2 separate regions of the Homo sapiens genome follow, and region 1 is linked to region 2. A link is an interaction called in ENCODE POLR2A ChIA-PET data of the cell type or tissue named here. Cell type or tissue: Panc1. All regions are shown on one strand. Links, peaks and the distances in the headings refer to the core of each region. The heading gives the core; the rest is flanking DNA.

Region 1 (2,927 bases), core at 321-2,820, 180 kb after region 2:
TAGGTAGAGACAGGAACCACCAACAGGAAGGCTTTTCCAAGCAGAGAAAATGCTGGTGCAAGAAGAAAAGGACTCAAAAATTACTGAGATAGAAAGATCAAAGGTGATAGATCTCAGAGATGGGAATGTGAGGAGTGTGAAAGAGAAAGAGATAGCTTACTGTAGGAAAATAGAGGAAAATTAAACATAAATCTGTCCATTTCAAAGAGAAATCCATGGGACTCAAGACAAGGAATGTAACTACAACATGGCTGGTAGTGGCCCAAAGCCCTCCCATCATATTTTGTAGTTCCTGAGGGCTTATCCTTTCAAAACCTTTTATCCGTTGTCCAGGCATCTACTTTACAGTGTTTATTTCACTCCATGTCAACCTAAACAGGAACACTTGGCATCAAGCATTATCACCAGTTTTCATAAAAATCACACTCACTAAAACATTTCTGAGTTTAGTAGAAATCTAGTAATCATCAGAGCTGACAGAAGAAGAGATGAAAAGATAGAAATCCACACCACACTGCATTTTGCCATTTGACTGGCTTCCTCTTACCTTCCTATCTTCTCCTCCCTTTCAGGAGCAAAACAACAAAACACACTTTCTTATCTTACTCAGAACAACTTATCAACACCATTGAAACCTTTATACCATTAACATTTAAGCCTCTGAATTTTGAAGCTTAAGTATGAATAGAAAGGTTAAGTGAAGTATTGACAAGTTGAAGGAAGGAGAGGATAGTTTTAGAAGCAGCTTTTTACCAGTAATTGTCAATGCTTTCTTCCAAAGTATAATATGTGAATATCATGTTTTTACTTCATTACATGTATCAAATTTCATAGGTATCTTATGCATTCAATAAATTCTTAGTTTCAAAGAATATTTTGAAAATTCTTATATGACAAGATATAAGCTGATGTAATATGCCAAATTTTATAAAATTAATAATTTATATTCTTTAAAATGATTTTGGGAAAATATACTAAAATATTAAAATATCTCTGAATGATGAGATTGTGGGTAATTATTATTTCTTTCTTTAGAATCTTCTGCAAATGTTTTACCATGCAGAAGAGTTGTTTTTTACATCAGAAAGAAAAATACAAGTGCTATTTTTAAAGATGTCTTAGGTCACACTCAGCAAAATTGTTTTGATAATAAAGTGATATCTGGTTAGTTTGACAGAAAGCAAATGAGGGCATTGCAAGTCTTCCTTTAAATGTGAAATACATACTTCACTTGTTCTTTAAACCCAAGCAATTTTTTTTCTTTTAGACACGAAGTTTAATAGGAATTTGATTTCTCCTTGAGGAACTCAATCCTTTCAGAATTTAAGCACACACCTTACAAAATACATTAGGTTAAAGGAAAAAGAGAATGAGAAAGAAATAAGTAATATATGAACTAGAGACACAGCAGCATATTTCTTAAAGTCTTTTAATATAAAATTTTATTATGACAGATTTAATCTAGTTATCTAGTTACGAGGCTTGGCTAAAATCTTTTAGAATTAGGTAAAATGATGAAATTCTACCTAAGAGCCATCTTTTTAAAAGATTGCTTTCTAAAAGCAGGCTGTATTATGATGGTCTCACTTTTATACTTGTTGGTTTGTCTCAGTGAATTTCACAAATATTGATGATGAAAGTATCAACCATAACTTCTCTTCCTATCTCTGAAATTGACATCCTCCATACTCTGCCTAAATCCCTTGCTAATATGGAAATAACTAGCTGGGTATCCTTAATCTTTAAAATAAGCATATTTAGGGTATCATAGTGCCATTGATTCACTTATTCACATGCTCAACAAATATGTATGTTTAATATATGCCAGACAATGTGCCGGGCTCTGACAGTAATGAGATGAATAAGAAGAGTCCCTGCCCTTAAGTACTCCATATTCCACGGAAGACACTCAGCACATTCGTAGGAAACCAAAGCTACACAGTTTCTTGTTTACCTTCAGCCCTTAATTCTACAATTAATGTATACTTTTCACTTAAAAAAAATATTGCTACTGTCTTGAAAGAATCAAGCCTAATTTCTTCCCTCCTCCTTTTCTTTCTTCCTTCCTCCCTTTCTTTCTTGTATAAACTCTATACCTGCACTGTGGGGTATGTTAGCCACTAGCAATTTGTGGCTATTGAGCACATGCAATGTGGGTAACCCAAACTGAGATATACGGTAAGCATAAAAAACATACCTGATTTCTATTAAAAAATATAAAATATCAATAATTTTTTATATTCATTACATGTTGAAATTATATAACACATAGTGGGCTGAATAAAATTGTTAAAATTAACTTCACCTGTTTTTTACATATTTTAGTGCAGCTACTAAACAATTCAGATTTATTTATGTGGCCCACATTTTAATTCACTAGTGCATTGCTCTAAATGCACTCAGTTTGTTACTCGGGGTGGGGTGGGGGGTGGAATAGAGAAGGCTATCTCCTCAAAGCATATTTGTTTAAAGCATGATGACATATGTTTTACTGTTAGTTGTCAGTTATGAGGGTCAGTTCATGTGAACAAGCACACACAGTGCTGCCGGAAAAGAATTGCGTGTGAGTCACTGATAGTTTTCATGTATATTATGATGATTATAAAATACAGCAGAAAGTAATGACTCACCTCCATCTTTTTTATCTTTAGGAATAGGGTGGGAAAAAATTTCTTTTCTGCCTTAGTAACGCATTTCACATTATAGAAAATAAATATTTATAAAACTCATCAACAGATCTACTCTTGTACTTTTTATAATTTGCACTTAATTGGGTTACTTGGTATTTTAAGTACAAATTCTATATATGTCCATATATATCCTTATACCAGAGTATAACTGCTTATTATACATACAATGACCATGAAAACAATAAGAATGAAACATTACTTCTATCTTCTTATAAGTAGAATAAATCAAATTCTCTT
Region 2 (2,927 bases), core at 150-2,649:
GCTAACAACACTAATAACTTTCACGTGTAGTTGCTTGAGGATTTACATTGGCCCTCTTTCTATGACTCTGCAGGACAGTTTGTGGTCCAGATGTCATTATGTCATTATTCTTTTATACAAGGAGGAAACACATCAAGAGGTTAAATAACTTATTCATAATCACACAAACGACACCATGGGGCCTTGAACTGGGGTCTCCTGATTTAGAATCAATACACCCTGGACATTTGTAACAATTTCCCTGGTCATCAGAGACTCTTGATTTTAGTCATTGTCATTTCGCTGTTGTTGGTTCCTAGCTCTAACTAAATGAATACACACTTGACGCTATGGAGGTCTGACAGCCATGTTCTTTAAAGCAATTCACTCAGCATTTTCAGGTGGTGTGATCAGTGGTAGCATCTACAGAAATGCAGCCTCCCTTGTGTTAGAGCAACAGCGTATAGCTACAGAACTTCTAGGGCTGGTCTGCCTGAAAGTCTATAAAGGGAAACTATGAACACCTTATTATATTATGCTCATTGTGGCTTATTGAGTTTTATAGACTTCGGAGCAGGGAAAAAATTAAAAGACCCAAGGTAGGCATTGCATCTTATTTGTAATTTGCTGTTTTCTCTTCTCCTAGTCACCTCTTTTAAACTAAACCAAAAACGTATATATCCTTCTAAACAAGGTTACTTGGGCAGCATACCCAGTGAGATTGTACCTTGTATAATAAATTCTCTGCTCAAGATGGTCCTAATAGTGCAGTCGTTTCAGCTTCCAGGAGAGAAAAATCAGCTTTTGGCATTTTTAAAATTTATTTTAAATCATTTCAGTGTTAATAACTACATACATACGTAAGTCAATTTTTGATCAGCATTTAGGTTGGATTACTAGGAAAGAATATCAGAACAATTAAATAATAGAATAAATATAACAATAGCTCACATGGATGTGGCCCTTTTACTTCTCCCTTTTTAAAGCTTTTGTCCCTACCACTGAAAACTAAAATAACATTATGAAAAGAAATTATTGCCCCCTTAATCATTCAAACTAATGGCCCCTTGATCAGTTTTTGTCATTCTTGAACTCTACATAGCATCTGACTCTAGTGATGATCCCTTCTTAAAAAGCTTTCTGCCCTTGATTTTGGAGGGGTAAGGCTATTGCATTGTAGTTCTTTCACCTTTCCAAAACTGCTGGTATCTTATTCACCTGCTGCTAGGGTTAATTTCCTTTTATCTCTATTCACCTCCTGCCTCAGACAGCAAATCCAGTTCACAGTTTCAAATATAATCAATAGGGAAGACCTTAAATGCAAATAATTGCCAGTTTCTTAGCAGAAACAAATGAAATGGGGAAGAAGAGGGACAGGTGCTGACTAAGCCAACACTGATTGTTACCCACTGGAAAGAGAATTCGTGTTTCCTGGGAAAGGGTCAGACTGACTTAGAGTTTATGAACTGTTCAAATTTCTATTCTTGTTTGTAAAGCTAATAAAAATCGCTTTGTGCTGTTGGATTTTGGAGAAGTTTCTTTAATCCTCTTTACATAAACCTTGCCTCTTTATTTCTCCTTTCCAAAAACAAGAATCTGTATCATCTGGATTTGATATCCATATTTATCAACACAGAAGTTATTGGATTTTGAATAATTTCTCTTCCTTTCAAGCCATGCTACATAGAAACAGACTGTGTACAAAGCAAAATCTAAGCAAAAAAGCTTGCAACAACTACCTTTTGTGAGAAATAATAAAGTGAACCAGTTCATGGTGGTTTCATTGATATCTTCCTCAAACCCTGAAAACTTGTATTGGCATAAAGATTCTCCATTTTATATAAACTGAAATTTCTATGGTTACTTTGAATGAGAGAGTCCTGAGTCAAGTCTCAGGCTCAGACAGAGGTTCCACGACTTACTAGTTCAACCTCAATTTCTTTCTTTGTGAAACAGAATTAGTATAGATGCCTGCTAGGGTTCTTGGGAGGATTAAAGGTAATGATGTAAAATGCCTAGAAACATAGCACTCTTTCAATAAATACTACTGGCTCTTAGAGTAGAGTTGAGGAGAAGAACCCAGAGGCTAAAAAAAATCCAAATGGCACGAAGGAAATGAGTCCGTGATTCTACAAAAACCAGGGAGCTGAGCCTAGTTCAAGACAGACCAAAATACCCTGCATCACACTTCTACTGAGAAGTAGAATAACCTACATAATTACAACTATTATTTAAGTTTTCTCATTTGTTTGTTAAGGGAAAGAGCTAAACAATATGGCAAACTCTAGAAGGATGGTTGAGAGCTCTGCTGAATGTGAGAGGAAAACTTCAGAACTGTAAGGACTACCTAGATGGTTTGTCGCTCCATGCAAGGCTGTCAGATAGGTGCTCGTTTATTTACTTGCTTTTATATTAACTTGGATTATTTGTTCTTAGCCTTATGGAGTATATTAGCTTCTGGGATATTGGAAAGAATTTAAAGGTGGATATGGGCAGAGCATAGTTTAGAGAACCTGACCAATGAGCTTTGCCAGCCTGGATGTGGGAAGTAGGGTTACTTGCTCTGGACTTGCTATTCCTGGTAGTATATGGTATTAATATTAGGCTGCATTTGCTGTACTGCCTCGGTAAGCTTTTAAAATTTCCCAAGTCTCTCTAAAACAAACTTTGAGATGAATACTTTGTGCTCCAGCAGTTCCCTGCAGAAGCCTTGGTAGACCCAGGTCTTCATGCAGTGAAAGGATGCTTCCCCAGCTACAAAAATCAATCACCAAACATAGCAGAGGAAACTTAGGCTTCCTCATATTGGTGTCAAGCTAAAGACAAGAGAAAAGAAATCATCTTACTGTGTGGGGATGAACAATAAAATCCTGGCAACTGACCTCTGACTGAGTTGTTATCGAAAAATGCTCTTTGTTTCCCTCAGCCAATTGAATCATGATACTTCC

Evidence for each region. ChIA-PET counts read pairs that join two places held together with the same protein. Peaks named below come from ENCODE experiments on the same cell type or tissue, not always from the same donor. Only the 100,000 strongest peaks of a DNase experiment are listed, where the experiment ranks them.
Region 1: POLR2A ChIA-PET joins it to region 2 with 14 read pairs; 2 of 35 experiments call an interaction of 5 or more read pairs at or near these places.

Annotation. Positions count from the first base shown.
Region 1 is chr6:147,159,652-147,162,578 of GRCh38, forward strand. All of the region lies in intron 3 of STXBP5-AS1 (STXBP5 antisense RNA 1), which reads right to left. The region is part of intron 1 of LUADT1 (lung adenocarcinoma associated transcript 1); the gene reads left to right. Among named protein-coding and RNA genes, the nearest start is that of LUADT1, 2.2 kb to the left of the region's middle. In Panc1, for the core only: no CTCF peak of the experiment used is centred there; no DNase peak of the experiment used is centred there; H3K27ac peaks cover 57 bases.
Region 2 is chr6:146,977,453-146,980,379 of GRCh38, forward strand. All of the region lies in intron 6 of STXBP5-AS1 (STXBP5 antisense RNA 1), which reads right to left. Among named protein-coding and RNA genes, the nearest start is that of LUADT1, 180 kb to the right of the region's middle. In Panc1, for the core only: no CTCF peak of the experiment used is centred there; no DNase peak of the experiment used is centred there; H3K27ac peaks cover 1,299 bases.